Linked DNA regions of Homo sapiens: region 1 is linked to region 2. Evidence: chromatin loops called from intact Hi-C (ENCODE). Cell type or tissue: HepG2. All regions are shown on one strand.

Region 1 (5,000 bases), 110 kb before region 2:
CTTTGCATTGTTAAGGAAGATACTTAGCTGTTTTATCTTCCCACTCTGTTCACTGACCAGGCTGGAGGGACCAGGAGGCAGCCAACTGCCCATCTTATTTTTCCTTTTTGACCTGGGAGTATTACTGAGGAGCAAAGGTGCAAGCTCTAGATCAAAAGACAGCTCTTACCCCCTGACTGGTTTCATCTACAGTGGCTCTGTTTTTTTCTGGTGTCTATACTGTGTGCAGAAGTATTTTGGCCTTGCCTAGAGGTGGGGAGGAAGAACGCTGCTTTGGATTGGATTTTGGACTTGCAATACCTTGTTCCTGTTGTCCCAGTTCTCTGGGTGAGATGAACATTTGTTTAGATTCAGGAAAGGCACTGAGGCCCAGTTTCAGATAAATAATTATTTTCCACCAGGTCTGCACTGTATTATTACATTTATGAGATATACTAGATCTTTCTGGGATTTAAAAAATGACTCATACATTTAAATCTTAAAAGTCTTAAAAGGAATGACTAATTGAAGGGAAAAGACAACAGCACTCTTGATTCCAGCTAAAAGCCTTTCCTGTCAGCAAAACAGGGCCTCTAAATTTAAAACCTATTTCTTTGAGCTCTTTCAATTGTTAAAAATATTAATATTGGTTGGGTGCAGTGGTTCATGCCTGTAATCTTAGCATTTTGGGAGGCTGAGGCAGGAGGATCACTTGAGGCTGGGGGTTCATGAGCAACCTAGGCAATGTAGCAAGACGACATCTCTACAAAAAATTAAAAAAATAATTAGCTGGGCATAGTGCATGTGCCTGTAGTCCTAGATACTTGGGAGGATGAGATAGGAGGATGGCTTGAGCCCAGGAGTTTAAGGCTGCAGTGAGCTATGATCATGCCACTACACTCTAGCCTAGAGGACAAAGTGAGACTTTGTCTCAAAAATATCTGTCTATCTGTCTGTCTGTCTATCTATCTCTATTTAAATCTAATTTAAATTATTATTTTCTATAGAGTTATGTGCTAAGCACATCTGGCTGTATTATTTAAGCAAAGAAAGAATGTTACTGAGAATTGTGTGAATAGTAGGTTATTTGGAGTACACATGTTTCCTAAAGCAAGCTTCATTTCTGTTTATTGAAAAAAAAACTCAGGCACAAATGACTAGCATTTATCTTGCTTTTGTTTTCTGTTAGTAAGATTCTGCGATTAATATTTAAAAATTCCAAACTGGTTCCAAACTTATTTTATTTATGCTTTCATTGAAAAATGATACTATTAAATGTGTAAAGGAAATATCAGCTGGATATTTATATCCCTTTTTCACAGCTAGTTATATAGCTATTTCAAACCCTTGATGCTTTGATGACTCAAAGACAAATTTGTTTTTAATTTTTTGCCTTATATAACACATGATCATTAGTCCAGGAACTAAATGTTATTGAACTGCTAGGTATAAGTGACTGGAAAGTAACTGAGACTCAAATTTTATTAATGTTATCGTATTAGTGACAAATAGTGATTAAGAACTTTAAGAATACAGCAGGATCATTATATTGATGAAAAATGAAAAACTACTGTTATCCGTGACTGTGTTGGTCTATTCTTGTGTTGCTATAAAGGAATACCTGAAACTGGGTAATTTATAAAGAAAAGAGCTTTAACTGACTCCTGGTTCTGCAGGCTTACAAGGAAGCATGGTGTTAGCTTCTGCTTCTGGTGAGGCCACAGGATGCTTACAATCATGGCAGAAGGTGATAGGGAACCAGCATGTCACATGGCGAGAGCAGGAGCAAGAGAGAGAGGGGGGAGGTGTCACAGTTTCAGAGCAAGAACTCTTTCATTAACATGGGGAGGGCACCAAGCCATTCATGAGAGATCCGCCTGCAGGATCCAAACACCTCCCACCAGGCCCCACCTCCAACACAGGGGATCACATTTCAACATGAGATTTGGAGGGGCAAATATCCAAACCTTATCAGTGACATACAATTTAAATAAAAATAAAGGCTTCTAATATGTACATTTTTATTAAAAAATAAAATAAGAAGTATTCTACCCCTTATTTTGTTTGGCTCTCCAACTGCTTAAAAAATCAATTAATTATGTCTATGCAATGGTGAAATGTTTATCATTACTGGAAAACTAAAGAAAATCTTACAGAATTTTACAGAAGGTAATGAGTAAGGAAGAAAATATTGGCCTTTAAAAATGATCCTACATCTTTTTTACTTTTGCTTACTTGGAGCTGTCAGCAATGTTGGTAACCAAGCCAACAGCCATATATTTTAGTTCTTAATATAACTGTGGGTACTTCTTTTCACAATTTTAAGAAATCAAGAACTGCAACTTTAGAAAAGCACGTGAAACATTGAATCCTATATATTTTAATATGCAAACAAACAGGAAAAACAAAAAATGGTCTGTGAGAGCTGTATATCAGATAATCTAACACTGAGGAAATCATAATTTCAAAAGTATTAAAAACTTCCCAAATAAGTTTAAAAGAGCAGAAAACTTTCTTACCAAGTGGCCAAGAAAGTCTGCTGCATTATTAATAAGTGTGTTTACAGCAGTACTGTCCAGTAGTACTTCCTATGATAGAAATGTTCTAAATCTGTGTTGTCCACTAACCACATGTGTCTACTGAGCACTTGAGATGGGGGTAATGCAACAGAGGGGCTGAATTTTTAGTTTAATTTTAATACGTTTATATTTAAATGTAAATAGCCACATATAGTAAATGGCTACCATAATGGATGATGCAGGTCTATAAATTTTAAGCCATTGAATACGGTTCTTTATTTATTCATTTAAATGTGCTAATCAGGGTTTTCCCATTTGTCATGAGTAGATTTCAGCATAAATTTTTTGGTCCTGTGAAACAAGCTCTGAAGTGCTGTTTACATATCACTAGTTTAAATCAATAAGAGATCAGAGTTCTGTAGTTTTAAGTTGGTAAAAGTTTTAAAGGGAGATTGCAAAGTTCAGAAGGTCCTTTTGTGAACACTTTTTGTATTTCAGTATACTGCCCACAGATTGAGATAGGGCCTTGGAGATTATTTTACAGGAAAACCAGGGCAAAGTTGCTAATTAATATTAGAACTGGTATAACATCAGTTCTTTGACAAACAAAAAATAGCTTCTTAGACTTAAGTATGTTTTGCTTATTCATCTGAAACTTAAAGGTTTGAAAAAGTTTAAAATTTCACAGAATGTTTTCTTCCATGTTTTGTTATTCCTAAGCAAAACATCATAGTTATTTTGGAAGCTTTGCTACAAATGTGTGAATGTTAGAAACCAAAGACTTCCCAAATAGAGTAGAAGGAAGGCTGATTCCAAGAATCATTTCCAGCAGGAACCCCCTGGGTAAGTGTCCTGCTTTTCCTGCTAGTGGGCTGATGGGATATCATGGACAAAACTCCTTCTGTTCAATACTTTTAAGATGTAAAATAAAGCATACTGTCTTTGTGTCATCCTAGGATATGCATCTTAATACACTCTTTCCAGAGCTGGATTTTTGCAGAAAATCTGCACAGTCCAGATTCCCAAGCTTCGCTATACCTGAAAAAAACAAAATCAGAAAAAAAACCTCCCAAAACAAAACATCCCTAAAGATATCCATTGACAGAACTCTGTAAAGTGTTACTATTTTTATCTCCAAGATTAAAGGCATTCTAAATAGTTTTCTAACACCACCACTGTGGAGTACCTTCCAGAAAATGATTCCTACTTGCCAATCTGTTACAGCAAAGAAGAAGCATCCCTCTAATATTTATCTACCCACCCAGCACCTACGTATCTATCCTCTACTTTGATAAAATGGGAGCACAACATATTCAGAATAGGACAAGCTACTCTTCATTTTCCCTGGAGGGGACTAGGAGAAGCTGAGGGCTTGTTCTTTGAACTGAGTTTTTGTAAGGAGGGGCGTGGGGAAATCTTATTAGTTAGGTAAATCCCGGACTCTTGTTATGAAAAATATCACATAGGCCCATGTAAGAAGAGTTAGATAGACAAAACAGTCCTGGCTAACCCTGCTGAGCTCCACAACAGGTTGTGAGAGAGTTTAATGCCCTGCCATGTGACTCATGCCTGTAAAGAGGCTAAGAGGGCACCTCCATCTCCAATTTCACATTGTCTTTTTTCCTATATCTCATCATTGGAGGAAGGTGGAAGTTTGTGAGAATGAAACTCCGAGACATTTGGGTTTTCTGAAGGTGAGAAGGTCAACTGTTAAGGTTTATGGTCTTAACACTTCCGAAAGTGAGCACTGGGGTATCAAAGAACCCAAATCGCCCAGGAAGTAGCTGACAAGAGAGTACAATCATTTCCCTTCTGGTCCTCTTAAGCCCTATACAGGAAGAACACTGCTCAAAGGAATCACCTGTGGCCATGTGGAGTCCTTGCCAAAGGACTTTCTCACATGATTCATTATCAGTACATGAATGGAAATAGCTTAGTAATTCTGATGTTATTTATGTTTAAAACCATATAAATACAAACGCTCTTAATCTGTATATTGGAGGGGATGTGGTAACACTGGGATTTCATTATTTTCTGCTTCCTCTACTTCTTTCACAAGATAATGGTGTGTGTGGGTTTTTGCGCTCTCCCCACTGCTGACACATTAAAGAAAACTGCTGACAGACCCACTGCTGTAGATGTAAGGCATTTACCTGGTGCCGACTTTCTGGGATGGCATCAGTGAGTTATTCAGATAAAAACCCAGCCATTTTAGATCAATTTGTCAAATATCAAACCTAAAAAGAAAAAAATGATTAACGCATTCCACTGAATATAGTCAGGTTTTTATTTTTTAATTTACAGAGTAAGCTTCCACACTGCATCTTAAGAGTGTTTTTGAAGGGAGTGAAACCATCTGGTTCACATCAAGAACATATTTTTCCTTATATAGAGCTAGACTGCATTAAGTGGTGGGCACAGGATCTCATCATCTTCCTGCCTGTGGTCAACATCTTCCCCAATGCCCTTGTAGATATACATTAGGCAAAGAGAAAAAGAACG
Region 2 (5,000 bases):
CTTCAATAAAATGAGTTTATTAAGCCTAAAATTCTAAGTAGAAGGCAATCTAGAGGGTGAATAAACAGAAACAGTCAAGGACATAATGTTCATGAAACTGTATAATACATTTAATTGAAAGAACTGACAGATATTTCAGAATGAACTTTCAGGATTAAATATGATTGTAAATAGTAAGAAAAAAAAAGATGTATATATTAGGCACAAACACATCCAGTTTTAAAAAACAGAATTTAGCAATGTAGAGAGCCGGTGCTACCAAACATCTCTGAAATATGTGCAGGTATGTGTTTTTGTATGTGTATATATTCATATAATGTGTGCATATATATTTGCACAGAGGAAAATGTGACAATAACATAGTCTTTTCAGCATGTGGAAATGGGAAACAGAAAGTTCAAAACTTCCAGCTCCCCTCCTATATACACATACATCCATATACACACACAGCCCATACACAAACCCTCACCGATATTGAGTGAATTCTAACTTCAGGACTAAGTTGTTATTAAATCTTTCTTTTTCTCTAACAGTGTTTTCAAAATTTCTTTATTTGTATTCACATTTTGAGATTTTTACTGTATTCATGTATCACTTGTACTATTATTTACTTAACATTTTTTTCTTAAAACAACTTACTTTTAAAATTTATCAAAGAGAAATCTCATTATCACTACTATACCATCAGTATCAATTGCCATAAAGAGATAATGAAAAAATAATAACGTTGGTAAGTTCTAGCTAGATGTTGTTGACTACCAAATGTTCTAAGCCTGAAGCTTGCTTTCTCTCTGTTAAAACATTAGATATTAAAGGCTAGCCCCCAAATGAGACTTTCTTTACTGAAGAAATTAAAGGATTGAAGCAAATTAGAAAAGAAAATAATTTTCTCATTATAGGTTTCTGATACCATTATTTGCCTGATTAGAGTACCACCTGATATTGTCTGGCATACCATCGAGAGTTGTCTCAAATACCAATAGTATCCCAGGCTGTGGGAGGCCTTGCTGTTTTCCAGTTGCCACTGCTATTTTGGTCTCTGCTTCTTTTGTTTTAGATAGTAGAATGAGAAAGAGTGGGGTACCTTAGTAATATGTGTTTTTCTACTTTCTTCAATGGGTAAGAAATATAAATAATGAGGAGTCTGAGATATCTAATCCATCAAAAGTGAAAATAATTTAGTAAACAATCTGTACCACTGGTGTAAACTGGCAACTCCACGTAAAAAATGTCACCAGTAATTGAACATCTCTTTCCTGTACTGCTCAATAATGTCCCAGAACTGAAAGACAAACATGAACTTAGGATTGGAAGCTAATAAATGAGACACTTTTCCTGGGAGGCTGAGGGTAGCAGGGTTAATGAATTACAGATGAGATTGTTTACATGAGTGGGTGCTGTTTGCTTTCCTTGACATCAGTGCTATCCTTTCCAGTCAGAGTAAGTTCACTGACAATAGAAGTGGGGAAGAGGAAACCAACCTAGCTCTAAAACAATGTTTAATTCCTTTTTAAATCTGTAATTCCAAAAGAATGTTTATGTTGCCTTTTTCTACTGCTGGGGAAAGGTTAATTTCTAGTTGGCTTTTAGTGCTACAAACTTGCTATTCAATAAGAAATATTTCCAAAACAACACGTTCTAGTTCAAGGCCAAGGCTGGTGTGGGCTTCTGTGTATGTGTAGTGGTGTGTGTATACTGCACTTTTCATAAATCCAAGAGAAATTTTAGAAGCCATTGTACGATCTGGATGAGTTAGGGGCTTAAAAGTAAGGAAAACAGGACTCTGCCTCCTCCTGTCTCACACTATTAGAATTCTCATGATCCAGAAGGGTAGTTCAGAACTACTGAACTAAAGACCCACTCAGAGTTGGCCCTGAAAAATAGTGGTGAAAGGAACTCACCACAATGTGTAGAGCTTTGGGTGGTCCATGTGGCTGAACTCTTATTCTGGAAGGAAAGATGGCTTAATGTATGAATGTACTTGATTCATAAACTGTGGCTAATGAACTGGTCGACTGGTCATGAATTTGAAATGAACACTTTTGGTGACAAAGGAGGTCTAGGGAACAGGTATATAGATGGATCTATTATAATGGGCACAGAGGGCAACACATTTGTGATTCATGTAAATGCTTACCCAAGGGCTTCATCTGTGAGGGCTTTTAATCATTAGGTAGATAATTGATCCCATCATGGATGTCAGACAGCTTCTTATTCCAGCACACTAGTGCCTGTTGGATGGGTCCACTACAAAGTGGCCCTGACATCAAGAATGGAGATTATGTGTGAGCTCAACAACAGAATCTTGCTCTCATCAAGGCTGATCTGGCTTCTAGACACTCAACTGAGTGTGCAATTTGACTGCAGAGAGGACAGCAATGAGTTCCTGCATCACATATTAAGGGAACGGCTGGCAACCTGCTCATCATGGAGGAGGCAGCAGTTGTCCACACAGGGACAAATGTGTATTCAGGAACAGATCTGCCTTTCCTGCTGGCTTCTGCCAGCATCTTGATTCATGGATTACAGATTGCTGTATCCATGGCAATCCACAAAACATTACCTTTGACCAGGAGATTTGTTTTAAAGCAAAGGAAGTGAGACATTGGACTGATGCCAGTGGAATTCACTTTGATCTTATTTGCGTTAAGGCCAAAACACTTACCTTGATAGAAGAGTACAATGTCCTGAGGAAGCTCAGCTACAGTGCGAGCTAAAAACATACTCTGTGAGATTTGGTACCATTTTACAAGATGCAGCTAATACCCCTTAAGCCAGCAGCTAATATTTGACTCTATCTACACAGTCAGAATATAACATCTAGGGACAAAGGAATGGAGATGAGATTGGCTGCTCTCACTATTTTACCTAATAGCCTACTGGTAGAATTTTTGATTCCTGTCCCCATAACTTTGTGTCTATGGAATTTAAGGTTCTAGGGAGCATTGCTTCTAAAAGGGGACACAATCATAATTTTGATAAATTAAATGCTGAGACTCCTCATTGTTTATTTTGGGTTTTAAATGCTTCTGAACCATCCATTCTAGAGCTTCTGATTGGGTTTAGTTAATGAATAGCTCTAGTGAGAGACTGGAGGGAGGAAGAAATGTGAAGTCAGGGTATTTATTTTCCCAACCATGTCCTTGTAGTTAGAAGAGTTGGGGACCATCTGGTCTTCACTCCTCTTCTTGTAGGTGAGGAACGTGAACTGAGAGGTACATGAACTGAGAGGCAAAGCTGTGATTTATATACAAAGAAACAATTTAAAAAGATTTTATTAGGTCAAAGCCTCAGGTAGGGTCTGGATAGGCCAGGGGCTGTAAAATCAAGTGATATCTTATGCCATCAAATGTCAAACAGGTGGGGAGAAGTGGTTTGGTAAGTACAAGTGTATCACACAAATTATTGGGAACTGGAGAGGGCATCATCCCCCTCAGCACTTTCTACTTAGCCTCAGCTGATTGCCACCAAGTTGGAAATGCAGTGCCCAGTGCTGTCAGACTGAGTTTTCTAGAGAAGCCAGAAATATGGATATTTGTGTCAAATGTCTGATTTTAAAGAACAGTTCACTTTAGCTTTAAACACTGAAAACCCTGGCAAAATAAACAGATGATCAGTGAACCACATAAGCTGGTATAAGCTACCACTGAAGAATTTTACTAAGGATCTGTGTGATTAGATCTGCAGTGAGAGATACCCCACCAATAGCCCTAGGGAACAGACTGGGCAGGAGCGGGGAAGACAGGACAAGGAGGCTAGTGGAGAATCTACTGGCATCCTCTAAATTAGAAATAATAACGTCCTGAAGAGCAGCAGGACTTAGGAGGAAGGCTTGGAATATAGAGATCATAAGAAAGAAAAATGATATCTGGGTGATAAGAAACAAGGAGCTCACTAATATAATTCTCAGGGTTTTGTCATGTATAAACATGAAGATTTTGGTGCCATTGACCAAAGTGTGGAAAGCATGAGGAAAAGAAACTAGGTGTGCAGACGAGGTCGGGCATCTAGAGAGGGAGTTAGCGTGTTCAATTGGAAATATGAACTTTGAGGTGTGCAGGCTGTAAGGCAGCTAGAAAGTTGGGTGTGGCGTTTTGAAGTTAGGTCAGCTGGAGAAACAACTGAGCTTTGAGATCCTGCTGATCAGAGAGGTGAGCGCTAAAGATAGCTAAGTGTAATACCCCAGGAGCATCAACTTTTAAGGTGGCATTAATTTGATTTATTAGCCCACAGAAAACTTTTTAATGATAATGCATCAACAGAATGCATACAAGAGCTCATCATTTATAATATGTGCTGGGAGGAATGTAGAAAACAATATATGATTTTTCTGGTAAATTAATTGCTGCAATATGTGAAAAAATGGTCTTCATATGCATGTTTTTATTTTGTAACAAAACCAAAAATTACCAAAATAATAATTTAGAGGAATCTTTTTTTTGACAAGAAAATGTGTCAGATTTTGAAAAAATGCAACATCTATCGGATGATTTTAATAATACTATCACTCCGTGTGCATTATTTTGCTTTTTTGCTTAAGTCACATCCTCATATTTCATTAGAAACCATATTGTTGCACTGGACCTCTATATTGAGTGGTCCTTGGAGACTACTTATGGGCTTTCACAGTGGTGCAGTCTGAACATGCTGTTTCATGCAGATATGTTGTGGAAAAGGTAAGCGTATACACATTTGGCAACCCCAGCTACTACTTAATTAGGCTGATCAAGAATTACCAATTGCTCCTTTTTGGAAAGTTCACTTTCCCTGCTTTATAATTTTTTTCCTAACTAAACCAAGAGTTGCAATTGTGTATCTTTATTTTTACTTATTAAGAAATGTTTGAAAACTAAGATGTCTCTTTTCGTTTACACGTTTCTTATGTCAGGTCCCCAGTAGCATGCAGTGACTGTATAGTGGTTAGCACTCTGTGTTGTGGCCACAGCAACCATGGTTCAAATCTGAGTCATGACATTGTGGGAACATGTTCCTTATTTCAG

Evidence for each region. Hi-C counts contacts between places; a loop is a spot of excess contacts. Peaks named below come from ENCODE experiments on the same cell type or tissue, not always from the same donor. Only the 100,000 strongest peaks of a DNase experiment are listed, where the experiment ranks them.
Region 1: it touches region 2 in a loop (5-fold over the local background); 3 of 110 quality-filtered maps call a loop at or near these places.

Annotation. Positions count from the first base shown.
Region 1 is chr3:148,707,679-148,712,678 of GRCh38, reverse strand. AGTR1 (angiotensin II receptor type 1) reads right to left here. Exons shown (of 3, transcript NM_000685.5): 2 at 4,652-4,735. Among named protein-coding and RNA genes, the nearest start is that of AGTR1, 12 kb to the right of the region's middle. In HepG2, no CTCF peak of the experiment used is centred here; a DNase peak (open chromatin) is centred at 2,918.
Region 2 is chr3:148,598,750-148,603,749 of GRCh38, reverse strand. No RefSeq gene overlaps it. Among named protein-coding and RNA genes, the nearest start is that of AGTR1, 97 kb to the left of the region's middle. RefSeq lists a cis regulatory region at 1,357-1,370 and an enhancer at 1,292-1,436. In HepG2, no CTCF peak of the experiment used is centred here; DNase peaks (open chromatin) are centred at 1,349, 2,599 and 3,109; H3K4me3 peaks cover 1,577 bases.